2 separate regions of the Homo sapiens genome follow, and region 1 is linked to region 2. A link is a contact called in ENCODE Hi-C or POLR2A ChIA-PET data. All regions are on one chromosome and are shown on one strand. Each heading gives the region's core, a stretch centred on a gene start or an enhancer-like site at or near the end of the contact. The rest is flanking DNA. Distances are from core to core; before and after follow the strand shown.

Evidence for each region. A loop is a pair of places that touch in the nucleus more often than their neighbours do. ChIA-PET counts read pairs that join two places held with the same protein, here RNA polymerase II (POLR2A). Pooled maps may share reads with other maps.
Region 1: a map of PC-9 shows a loop between it and region 2 (6-fold over the local background). The contact joins the promoter of LINC01335 here to the enhancer-like site in region 2. A Hi-C loop is called at or near these places in 3 of 168 maps with a recorded cell type or tissue (PC-9, gastrocnemius medialis and posterior vena cava) and 1 of 50 pooled maps. POLR2A ChIA-PET finds 5 or more read pairs at or near these places in 3 of 52 experiments (BJ, MCF 10A and PC-9).

What each region holds. Positions count from the first base shown.
Region 1 is chr5:74,306,262-74,312,808 of GRCh38, reverse strand. It overlaps LINC01335 (long intergenic non-protein coding RNA 1335), which reads left to right and starts at 4,484. Exons shown (of 3, transcript NR_105009.1): 1 at 4,484-4,688; 2 at 5,595-5,670; 3 at 6,292-6,399.
Region 2 is chr5:74,267,238-74,273,552 of GRCh38, reverse strand. No RefSeq gene overlaps it. Among named protein-coding and RNA genes, the nearest start is that of LINC01335, 38 kb to the left of the region's middle. Within about 2 kb of position 1,357, at least 2 of the 41 ENCODE cell types and tissues checked have a DNase peak (open chromatin) inside an H3K27ac peak, as active enhancers do; they include PC-9, where a contact is called at or near this core.

The DNA of each region.
Region 1 (6,547 bases), core at 3,235-5,734, 36 kb before region 2:
TACTTATCAGGCTTAAGAGTCTGTTCTATCAATCTTAAGGTCTCTGTATTGATGTTAAAGCTGGTCAGCTGTGCTTGAATTCCAACAGGAAGGAAGGTATAATGAGGCATGTCCAGCTCCCTCTTCCCATCATGGCCTGAGCTAGTTTTTAGGTAAAATTTGGAATGCCCCCGGCTGAGAGGATGGGTCCCTTCAGATGGTTGAGGAACTTAGAATTTTAGTTTTGGTTTATATTCACAGGATTGAGAAATGATTATCAGAAGCCCAGAATCTGTGAGCTCCTCTGATGTAGAGAGGCACTGTGGCTGTGTAAAACATCACGATAGGGACCCATGTCCCCAAGTCCTGATTGATTCAGATGGCATCCGGTTTTTTTAGTCCTTACTTGGTTTCACTGCCTAGTAATGTAAGATTTCATAGGTTTGATAAATTCCTATTAGACAGTCATTGATTGCATGAGGCAAATAACTGGGTCAGAGATCTGTTGTGGGTTTTGAGCTCTCCCTGGAGGGTTAATGGGCCTGCCTGTTGAGGACAGGACATTCTTCCACATCCCTTGGCCACAGTCCCCTCACTGTCTTCCTGGCGGACCTCTGCAAGAGCTGTTGGAAGGATTGAACTGACAGACATCAGAGGTTTGCAGAGGCCAAATAGCCTTCTTTCCAACAGTGATTTGGTAATAGGCTTCTGCTCTTTTGTTTCTTGCTCAATTGCTAAAGTTTTGGGTACAGTTCTTGAAGGATTCATAGGTGCCTGAAAAGCCAATACATTCTTCCACATTGCCCTGTGCTTAGTGGTTATGCTTTTCCTCTTTATCAGCAGGAGTTAGAAAACAAGCAGATTTTCCCTCTGAGATTCTCAGTATTGTTCTGGGTTCTATTAAAATGCTGGGTTAGTTTTCAGAGGGATTGCTTCATCCTTTGAGCAATTAGTACCTTTTAAAAATTCTGACATCTTTCAGACCCTGTCCTGCAGACCCCACTAAAGTGCTTTTGTCAGAACAGTTTTAGCAGTCCTAGATCATGTTTTGCCAGCTGCTCCAGCCAGCGGTACAGAGAAAACACTTAAGCATATGGTTCAGATGCTTGCATTTTTATCTGGGTAAAATCTGTGTGAAAAGGCCCCAGAGTTTAAAAAGCCAATCAGTGTATATGATGTCAGAATGCTCACTGTTTGTCTCATTTTCTTAACATCCTGGTGTGATCTTCTAGGTGTGTCTAATTGTTCCAAAGGCACAGCTGTGTGGATTTGATTTCCCTACAAAAAAAAAAAAAAAAAAAAAAAAAAAGCCATATCCTCCAATGTCAGGGAACAGTCTATGACTTCCCTTCTGGTTCTCACCTTGGAATTTCTATGAAGCCCCCAGACTTCAAACTCTTTTGGCGGCAAAGTAGAAAGCATTTTTCCTTCAGCCTTAAAGGCTGACTTTTGATACCTTTGAACTTATCCTGAAGAACAAGGACCATTCAGAATTGATCTCATCACTCGGACTTTTAAGCATGTTCATAGCTCAGCGCTAAAAGGAAAAAAAACGGAGGGAGAAGAAAGGAAATCTTCACTGATCTTTCCTTTGTACATACTTGTGTGACCCTTTCATGCAGGCTTTTGTGGGGGCGTTGCAGCAAAAGATTGTTTTGCCTCAGAGAACAATTCTTTTGAGACACAACAGACTTATTTTCCTGGAGCTGAAATGAGTAGTTCAGCATTGACGTTTAAGGCACCCTCTGAGTCTGATCCTGGGGAAGCGGGAAGCTACTATTTGTAGTTGGAAAAAATATCAACCTCAGATGAAGCAAATCATAGACTCTACTGTTTCCTCAAGTTACTCAAGGTCAATAATGTCAAAGATACTCGCTAAGCAGTGGGCATATTCCTCTAGGTAACGTTCTGACACGATCCATTATTCAAGTCAGGCAACAAAGCTGCCAAAATCCAGAGAGGACAGACATTTGTGATGAACTTTCATCCTGAGAACTACCTTCTTGAATGAGTAGGCTATGGCCTCTCCCCATTACCTCTTTGTCCTCTATGGAAAGGATCAAAGTGTCTGAGACTGGAGTGCCTGCTCTGTGCCTAGATTGGAAAACTAGGCTGGTTTGATTTACCTACAGAAAAAGCCTGTGGCTAGAAACCAACTTTTCCCACAGCTGCCCGGTCCAGCTCCACCTCTCCTTGGGAAGGCGTCTCTCCTTGATTTGGAGATTTCCTGCAACACACTATCCTGACAGGTGACTCAGCTGCCAAACTTCCCTTCCTGGACCAATTGCACTGCTGTTGAAGCACTTATAAAGTATATGACCTAGTCTCAATTATTAGTACTCACAGAAGAGAGCAATGATGTAAAGCAAAAAACAGACCCAGCTAGCAGTCACTTCCCAGAACATGTGCTTTTGAATTGCTATGTTTTCTACTGCCGGGGTATGAGCTTTCCTAACACCAGCATAAATATCACCCACACAGCCATTTCTTATGTTTTTTATTAGATATTGTTTTTGCAGTTGATAGGAGTCAAAGAAGGTCCTTATAAAGCTTTGTCTCAGGGAGTCTGTGTCAGTAATAAGTGACAGGAAACTCAAAAAGGCTTAAGCAGAAAAGGGAATGTATTAATGAAAGGTATTCAGGGCTTCAGAATGATAGATTTGGGGGCTTAGGTTAGTTAATCACAACTGTTATTATCATCATATTTTGACTTGGTCATTTTTTTTTTGTAAGCTTAAAAGTGTCAACTCCATGTGACAGCAAGATAGTTCTTAGTTTCAAATCCAGCAAGCAATAAGAGTGACTCTTTCCCTCACAAACACCTCAGAAGAAAACTCTAAGGTATCTCATTGTCCCTGTTGGGTTAAATGTCCTTTCTAAGCCAGTTATTGAAAAATGTAATAATCATGTTGGGTGGTCTGAATCACATGTCACAATGAGCTTGTGTTATGGTCATCTCCCTGGAACCATGTAGACTGAAAATAGGAGATGAATGGATTTCTAAATGAAGATGGGGACTGTTTCCACAAGAAGTGGAAGTAGAAACTGGGTGTGACTAAGAGTACACATGTTCACTTTAGGCACAGATACAGCTAAGCAACCATACCTTCTCTAATGGTGCCAACTTCATAGCAGGCTATATCTGCCATGACTTAGTAAAAGGGGAAGAGAGGAAGATGTGTAGAGATGAATAAAACAGAATCTTTGCCTTTGAGAATGTTGGGGCCCAGAAAGTGATGCCCCAAAGACTGTTGCTGTGATGTGCTGAGGAGCCCTAGAAGCTGCCTAAGAATGAAGGTTCCTCTACCTTTGTCTTGTCTCTTAAGCACAAGGAAGGACTCTTCCTGGAATTTCTTTATGTGACCAAGAAAGCTCCTTTCCAAAATAAATGCAATTATCTTAAATGCTTTCCTTAGGGACCTCATCAAATAACCAGGAAAGATTAATCACCTGAGAAGAGAAGAGACTGGGAATCTTCACCCTGCCCAGACAGACTTTTCATCTATTCTCCTGAGAGCAGCTCCAAGAGATTACCTGTGGGACTCAATTTGCATAATAAGATGACCTTTGTTCCTGTGCAGTTCCACCCCTCACCTTCCCATAATGTCTGCCTCCCACCTCCCAGGTGCATTATTTTTCCCTAATTACTTACTGCTCCTTAAAAGAAATGTCTACACTTCCCATCTCCTTCCTCCCCTATGGAAAAGGGCATATCACTTCTATCATTCTCCTGTGATCCCCTGTGCTATGCACATTACAATAAAATTTTGTGTGCCTTTTCTCCTATTAACCTTTTTGTCAGCTGAGTTTTCAGCAAAACCTCAGAGGGCAAAGGGGTAGTTTCACTTTGGTCCCTACAAGAAACTCCACATTGTAAGTTTTGCTTTGGCTGGAGATTGCAAATTCATGGTTCAAGTGCCAACACATCTTGTCTTGTGCTCATAGCAGACTCACTAATAGGCCTTTCCTGATGAATCTGGATATAGCTTTAGAATTCTTTGCATCACTGCAATCCAGGCAGCTGGTACAAATCAACGGAGATTGGCATATAAGATACTTATTTTTCAACCTGTGTTAGATTGATGTTAGTATGTTGGACCAAGTGAACATTTATTTTCAGTGTGGTTGGGTAAAGTAGGTTGGGTGTGAGCTGGAGGAAGAAGAGAGCTGGTTGGCAACAGACCACAGATCACTAGTCATAAGGTAAAGCCTGGATCTGTATGAGGATAATTGCTAGTTGACTGTATTTCACAATTTGCGGATATCTAGCTTCTTACAAATAGGTCAATGAACATATCACATTCATTTATTTTCAAAACACTTGAATATTTAAATTAATACTAGATGAAAATAACAGTGAGTAATCAAGCCCACATTTTTAAAAACAATTTTATTGAGTAAGATCTGTGTGGGGTAGGGGGAAGAAAATTCTTATTTCACATTACTACAGCATAACTAATCTAGCTGTCTATTCTCTATGTTTAGAAATCATACTCAGTTGGTTTAATGGTAGAGTTAAAGGCCAAATCTGCCATATAGTTAAAGGCCAAATCTGCCGTGAAGCCAGGAGAAAGGATCCAGCATACAAACCATGACAGAATACACACACATTTTGGAGATGCATGCTTTCTCAAAGCTCTGAGGACCATCATGAAGACATATTAACTGAAAGAATACAAAGCGATGTGAATAGTTCCTAACTATTGGAGGTAAACATTTCTAAAATTATTTGGACAAAAAGTTAATACATTGTACAAGTTACTCTTAAATGCTTTGTGAGATACAAAGAGGATAGGCTTGCCCCTTTTAAAAGAAGAGGTAAACAATCAAGTTGGAGAGACAAGATTTACAAATATGAAAACTTAAATAACAATAAAGCACTTAATAGTAGCAAGCAATAATGGAAAAGATGTCAGTAGGCAGTAAGTGGTTAATTACCAAATGTATTATCTGAATACGAATTGTGGAAACTTTTTTGAAAGGAGCGATTAGTTCAACTTAGAGAATGAGGAACATCATTACTAAAGAAGTGAGATCTGACCTTGGTCCCATTTGGGAGTTAGGATTAGGTTAGGAAGGCAGTTTTGGTGGGGAAAGTAGTCTAAGAAAAAGGAAGATGAATGGAAGGATAAAAGTATATTTGGAAGAGAGTAAGGAAATAAGTTTATCTGGAGTTGTTATTTTATGTAGACAAGTTGAGGGAAGGGGAGGTAGTAAAAGTATATTGAGGCCCATTATGGAGGCTCTTGAACTCTGAGCTGAAGGTTTTAGATACAGTCCAGTAAGCAATGAGGAGTCCTGGAAGGCTTCTGATTGGCAGAGTGGCATGGTCTGACAGTGTTTTGGGGAGAGGTAGTTTGACATAGATGTGGGGTATAGAATGGAGGTAACTGATGTTGAAATTGAGGAAACCATTAAGGAGCCTTTTCAGCAATCCTAGGAAAGGTAAAAGAGTCCGATTTAGCTTGTTGTCAGTAGGAATATAACCAGCACTGTGAAATAAGAATCAACAAGGCTTGGTCACTATCTTAGTCTATTTTGTGTTGCTATAGAGGAATACCTGAGGCTGGGTAATTTATAAAGGAAAAGAGTTTATTTAGCTCATTGTTTTGCAGACTATACAAGAAGCATGACACCAAACTGTGGTTGTCTTCTGGTGAAGATCTCAGAAGTTTCCACTCATGGCAAAAGGTGAAGGGGAGCCAGCTCCTGTAAAGATTACATGGCAAGAGGAAGTGAGAGGGAGAGAGGAGGTGCCAGCTCCTTTTTAACAACCAATTCTTGTGGAAACTAATAGAGTGGAAACTCATTCACCACCCCCAACCCCCGCCAACCCCAGGGAAGGCATTAATCTATTCATGAGGGATCCACCCCTATGACTGAAACACCTCTCATTATGCCTCACCTCCTAACACTGCTACACTGGGAATGAAATTTAATCATGAGGGTTGGTGGGGACAAACGAACCATATCCAAACTCTAGTGGTCACTACTTAGATACTTTCCATAGAGGAAAGGGAAGATATAAAGTTGAGATTTCAGTCCTAAAAGACTGGAATAATGGAGGAATCTGTAGAGAAAGACAGTTTTGAGCTCAGATGAGAAACTTATACCTAGAGATGTTGAGGTATTGGTGAAGGTTCAGTGATCAAGTAAAATGTTCATTGCTTTGCTGTGTTGATTGCCAATGAGGTTTTGGGTGGAGTTTCAGGAGTCATCTGCATGGAGGAGATGTTGGAAATAAGAGGAGAGGGTATATCCTAGGAAAGCCAGAGCCAAGGATTGAACTAAATAATTTCTCATTTTTAAAAGGTAGATAAAGAAGGAGCTAATGAAGAAAAAGAAACAAGCTGTCAAGCGGTGGGAAGGGAACCAGGAAAACACAGCATCATGTCAGACAATAAAATAGTGTAATTTCAAGAATGAACAGTGGCCAATAGCCCATTGGCTGCAGAAGAATCAAAGAGCAGGAGAAACAGGAAAAGGCCTTTAACTTTGTGATTAGGATGTCAAAGGTGACCTTCCAGGCATTAGAACATATCAACTGAAAGAAAGTGAATGTGATCTA
Region 2 (6,315 bases), core at 108-2,607:
AAAGGCCTATCCTCTTTTGTTATTGTGGGACTCAAAGAGAGAGCAAGTGGGAAAGCACTCTGGAAACCACTAGGCTGATGGCCACACAAACAACTTATTTGAAAACATTGCCCTATGAGAACTTCATAAATCAAAGCAGGTCTCCAAAACTAGCCAAGGTCACCGTGAGTCTGTGAGAGACAGTCCCGGTGAGTGGGAGGGAAAGACAAAAGCCGCCGGTGCAAACATACCCTCTAACTCATCCATTGACAATTACTGGGCTCCCAACCCTGGACTTCAAAACATTTGGAAAATGTTCATAAACATGTTCGGAATCCCATGGTGTAAGTAAAACATTTTTATAAGATTATAAAATAAAGAAAACTGGCGTGGGTTTTGTTTGAACAAGTGTGCTGGTGATTTCTTTTCCTAAGGTGAGGGACTCTTACACAAGTCTTGGTAATTGCTCTGAGGGAATTTGCCTCTTAATTTTTGAAAACACGATAAAATGCATGCAAATCTCTAAATCTTGTAGATGACAGCCCCTAAACCTCAGAAATGTGTGGGGAGAATTTGAATGAAAGATGACTCTACTCAGGCTATAGTCTGAGGAACAGAATTTAACAGGAGACAATGGAATTCTTACTTTGATCCTCACTTATGTGGAAACATGAGGATTTTGGAGAGTTTCTTCATATAAAGAACGCCCACAGATTTCTCTGGGAGGTAAGTAGGCCTAACCACTAACAAACTAGCTGTTTCCAGAAGAATGAAGCATACAATGTCATTGGCTAATTTATATTAATTGCCACTGCTAACAGTTAAAAGCCTAAAGGGAAAGAAAGGGTGGGTAACAGACCACCTTCTTGTGGCTAGATACAGTGGAAGTTGTACATAATTTCCCCCTCCCCTGTTTTTGAGGAATTTCCTAAAGCCGCTGGAAACCCCATCTCTGGTGGGATTTGAGGATGGGTTGGAGAAGACAGAAGGGAATTCTTACTTGAGGAAGTTGTGGCTGGCAGATTCTCATTTTCCTTCCCTGGCCTTTGCTTACCAGTTTCAAAGGCATGCTTTTTTAGTTAGGGCATCAGCTGGGGTAAATAGTTTTGAAAACGAGAAGTTGAAGCCCCTCTCAGGGGAGAGGATTGGTATTTTTTCTTCCAGGAAAAGAGTACAGTAAGAGGAGATGTATTTATGCAGTAAGCAGTGACTCTTTGAGAAGTCAAAGAGTGGAGCTGGTCTCCATGTTCCCAGTTAATGACCAAGCAAGGGGAGGAGCAACAAGATCAAAGTTGCTTTAGGGCAAAATTGCTAACATTCCTGAAATAGCCCCAGATTCCTCACATCCCAATAAGCAAGAATCAAGTTCACTCATTTGTGAAGAGGACCCAGTGCAGCCCTCAGTTCTTTTGTTACCTTGACTTTCAGCTCATTGTCCTGGCTGACCTCCTCTTAAACCAAAGAGTAATGACTGCTGATTTGACTATTGTTCTTTGTGCATAAAGATGTCAGGGGTCAAGATCTGTACCTACACAGAATCCAACCCTCAAGAAAAAAACTAGAAGAAGGCTCCATTCATGCGGTTAAATATTTAGACACGTAAAGACAGCCTACATGTAAAAGTAACCTGAAGGAAAAAGTTAAAGGAAATGACACTTATAATTGCTCCATTAAGATTTTGAGGAGTTCCAGAGGTAGCAACACACACACACACACACACACACACACACACACACACACACACACACACACACAGAATCTAAAAACCTAGAACCTTTTCAGGTGGCCGGATATACACATAACAATAATATTAGGTTGGTGCAAAAGTAATTGCGGTCTTTGCCATTAAAGTAATGGCAAACTGCAATTACTATTGCACCAGCTTAATATGTACCAGTTTGGGTCTGAAGTCCTTTTTCTATTCCATCAAAAATCATAACATCCTTTTAAGAGTCCATGATAAGGTTGATAAAAGAGTTCTAGTTTATGTGTTCTAAGTTTCAAGTAAAGGAGAGAAAGAACCAAGATATTCAGTCACTCAAAATATTAAAAAGGAAATTATTTATAGAGAAATGTTAGCTTTTAAAAAATGGCAAACCAAGTATTAGGAAGATATCATAATTACAGTGGAAAATAATTGTTATATGTCTTTGTATAGATACATATTTTCACTTCCCTTTGGTGAATACCTAGAAATAGGATTTCTGAGTTACACGTACATGTATATTTAACATTATAATAAACTGTCAAATTGTTTTCCAAAGTAGCACTATCATTTTGCATTCCTAACAGTGATATATGACAATTCTAGTTGCCCTACATCCTCCACAACATTTGGTCTTGTTAGTCTTTAGTGTTAGCCATTCTAGTGGATGTGTAGTAGTAGCTTACCATAGTTTCAATTTGCATTATTTTAATGACTAATGATATTGAGCATCTTTGCATGCACTCTTTTGCTGTTCCTAGGTCTTATTTGGGATTAATGTCCAACTTACTATTTATTTTATTTTATTGCGTTGTTTGTTGTCTTATTATTTAGTTCTAAGAGTTTTTTTTATCAGATACATGGTTTACAAATATTTTCCGACAGTCTGTAGCTTGCCTTTTCATTTTCTCTAGTGTCTTAGAGTAAAAGTTTTTATTTTGATAAAGTACAATTATTGATTAGTTCTTTTATGGTTTCTGCTTTTTATGTCTTAAGAATTATTCCCCTAACCCAAGGCTGCAAAGACATTCTCCTATGTTTTCTTCTTATAATCCATTTCAAGTTAATTTTTGTATATGATAAGGTAAGAATGGAGGGTTTTTATTTTTCTCTTGTGTAAGTCTATTCAATTTTTTCAGCAACACTTGTTGCAAAGATGGTGCTTTGTTCATTGAGTTACTTTGGCACCTTTGTCAAATTCAATCCAAATCCCATCAGGCACTTTTTCTATTTTATAAATTGGCTAGCTTTTTAAAAATTTATATGGAAATGCAAGGGAACTAGAATAGTCTAAACAATTGTGGGGGGAAAAACCAACAATTTTTGAGGTTTTATTTGACCTGATATTTAGACTTACTTACCTATAATAAACTACATGGTGAGGTATTGGCATAAATCTAAACATATAAAAAATAGAACACAAGGGAATCCAGAATAGAGACACACACATTCATGATTATTTTTATTTTTTAAGTATTTAAAGCAATTTTTATTTCTTATTTTCTGCAGATACAAGTGAAATCACAATGACATCAATAATCCTGAATTTCTTCTTCACACTCACTCATGAAAAGTCTCCGATTTTCCCACCTTGCTCAGCCACCTTAAGTGCCTTCCTTCAAGATATTTCCTACTGCTTCTAAAGAGGATCTCCCATTGGCTTGGGAGCAGCGTGTGAGTCACACTCCTTCCCTTCAGTCCAAGCCGTGGACTCCCTCTCTTTCTCGCTACACCTTAGCCCGCTGTCCTACCATTGACTCCACAGTGCTGTGGGAGAATGCCCATGTTCATTGCACAGTCTAGCCTTCCTGTCTTCAATGTTGCTGGCAACTTTGGAGGTGTCAGGGGGAGCTAATTTCCACATAACAATGGGGAAACTGTCTTTTGTCTCAACTCAAAGTCTCCAGGCCTAAAAGTAGCACTGTTTTTGTCCAGAGTCTCACAAAGTTTCTAAAAAATTCAACTTCTCTAATTGCTATTCAAACCTAACTTTTTAGTGAACTCGAGACTAGCTTAAGATGTGGAATAGGGAACAGATAACAGTCTCTGCTTCATACAAAATGTCTCTTTATACTTTCTCAGGGATGCGGGCATTAGGCATTAAAAAATCCAAATAAATGTGCAACCACCCCCGACTTTCATCCTCCTCTTTAGCCCCTAAAACAAAACATTCCTTCCATGCTTACCAACTCAAGGCAAATGAATGCTGGAAATGATAGTTGTTATCATTATTAATATTGTTGAGTACTACTTAATAATAGTTATCCCAGCCTACCAGTTATGAATGTTGACTGGCAATTTGCGGGCTTAAATGGAACTCTCAGCTTATCCTTAACAGTCATGAAAACTGAGACAGAATGATTTTTTCTGTGGTCACATAACAAGGATTTGGTTGCTGAATTCAGATACTATGCCCCAGAGGTCACCACTATACAAGCTCAAATAATTTGTTGATTCAGTGTTCTCCCATTTAGTCAAAGGAGAAATCACTTCAGGAAGGCAAGCTTCAGTCTGTCCTGGTATTTAAATAAAGCAAATAATTGGTTCAATCAAAATGGTCACACCGGGGTCCTTAATAGGTCCTACGTTAGAAGAGAAGTGTCCCAAGGTCTCTAGAGAGTATTTCATACTAGTAATTTTGTGGCTTTGAGTTAAGATTTTAGAAACAGACTCTGTCATGAAACACTGGAGAAACTTCTGAAAAGGTATTTCTGGAAAGTCACTGGGTAGGTTAATGAAAATACATCTATTTAGTTTTGTCAGAAGGATCCTGGTGTGTACAGTAGGGGATATGCAATCCATCAAATCAAAACATAATCAAAGGCACAATGTGAAGAAATATAATTATAACTTATGCTTACTCTTGGAGCCCAGACCTTACCCTTCCAACCTCCCACTTCAAATTCAAATAAAAATGAAAGCAAATCTGCCATATTTCAGACAAAGCAGTGTTGGATTTATGAGTGAAAAAGTTGACGGGAGGGTGGGTCTATGGGGAGGACGTAATTGTAGGACTGAAGGACTCCACTGAGTAAACTACCCTCCACCTTATAGAATCCAGACGCAGGCCCTGTTAGCATAAAGGTCTGACTGATTTCCAGAAACGCCGTCATCCATCAGGGGAGAAAAGATTGTTCCATTCATAAGGGCTGGACTACTTGTTGATGACAATTCAATAACATTCCCACATATGTGGAGATAAATGACACTTTTACCCTCTCTCCTCTAATAAACACTGTACTCCTAAAAGAACAAAGCTCTAGGGACTGAATCTCAGGAGTGTACATTCGGCCTGGATTATTATTTCTCTATTCTGGGAAAGACGCTGGGGCTGTGAGGGGTATGATTTTTCACAGTCCAGGAGCCAGGCACAAAACAACGAAGCTCTCAGAAACAAGCTGCAGGGACAAGGGAGAGGAGTTGTGGGCAGTGAGAGAACTCGCCCCCACCATCACACACTAGGGTGATGGAGGAAGATTCACTGGGCTCCACACGGAGCTGTCATCAAAGCTGCCACCATCAGCAGCTTTGGACCTACTGGACCAATCCCAGTAGGTCCCAGCCTTCCACCTAAGGAAGGACAAAATGATTCTGACATCCAAAGACCCATATCCCATGCCATGGAAAGGTAAAGGAGCCATCTGAATGTCCACCCAGGGCCTGGGTAGAGAACATGTCTCAGGTGGAAGACTATGTCCTGTGAACCATGAGAGCTAGGAATCATGAAATCGAGGGTTGAAAAAGCCAGAGAAGGGCCCTGAACACACTAGCTGCAACTCTAATTCCATGGCTAGAGTGTTCAAGCACACAGTCAGACCTTTGGCCAAGCAGTCCGTCAGTGTAGTCAGGCCTGCGATCAGACAGGAGAGACCGAGTCAGCCTCTGGCTAGTTCTGTTACCTCCACAAGTGGAGAAGCCAAAGCTAAAGGCCCCTATAGGCTCTAGACTCCTTCTTGCTTGTCTCTTTCTAAGACTGATTTTTCCAGCTTGCGCTATGCCCTTTTGACTTTCTTTCCCATCAGTAATTTTTATTTGACTGGCCTAGCAGAGATTTCTACAATGACTTTTCCAGAAATGATCAAGATGACATTAGAGAGTCTGTGATCACTAGGAAAATTTTAAAAGAAAGTTTTCTAAGTCAGTCTCTACTCCCTACTCCCTATTCAGCCTCCTGCCCCACACCACATACACACACACACACACAAAAACCCATACAGTGTTTACCAATTAATAAGAAAAGAGAAAACCTTCCTTTTTAAATTTTTTATTTAAACATTTTATCTTATATATATATATAAAAGGCCGTGTCTCACTATGTTGCCTGGCTGGTCTCAAACTCCTGGCCTCAAGCAATCCTCATGCCTCAGCCTCCCCAAGTGCTGGGATTACAGATGTGAGCCTCTGCACCTGGCTGGGAAAATCTTATTGAAGCCAATCCTATTTGTCACCTATATTCCTCACACCCAAGCTCTTCTCCTTTGCCAAGTGTTGCTTCCATAAGTTTTAAACACGGCACCAGGTTACCATCTCAGAGTTTTAAGGAGCCAGATTGTTTGAATCAGAGCTATGAACAAAAGAAAGAAGGATCAAATGAGACGCAGAGGAAATCCCTGACCCATGCAGTCAGAGTG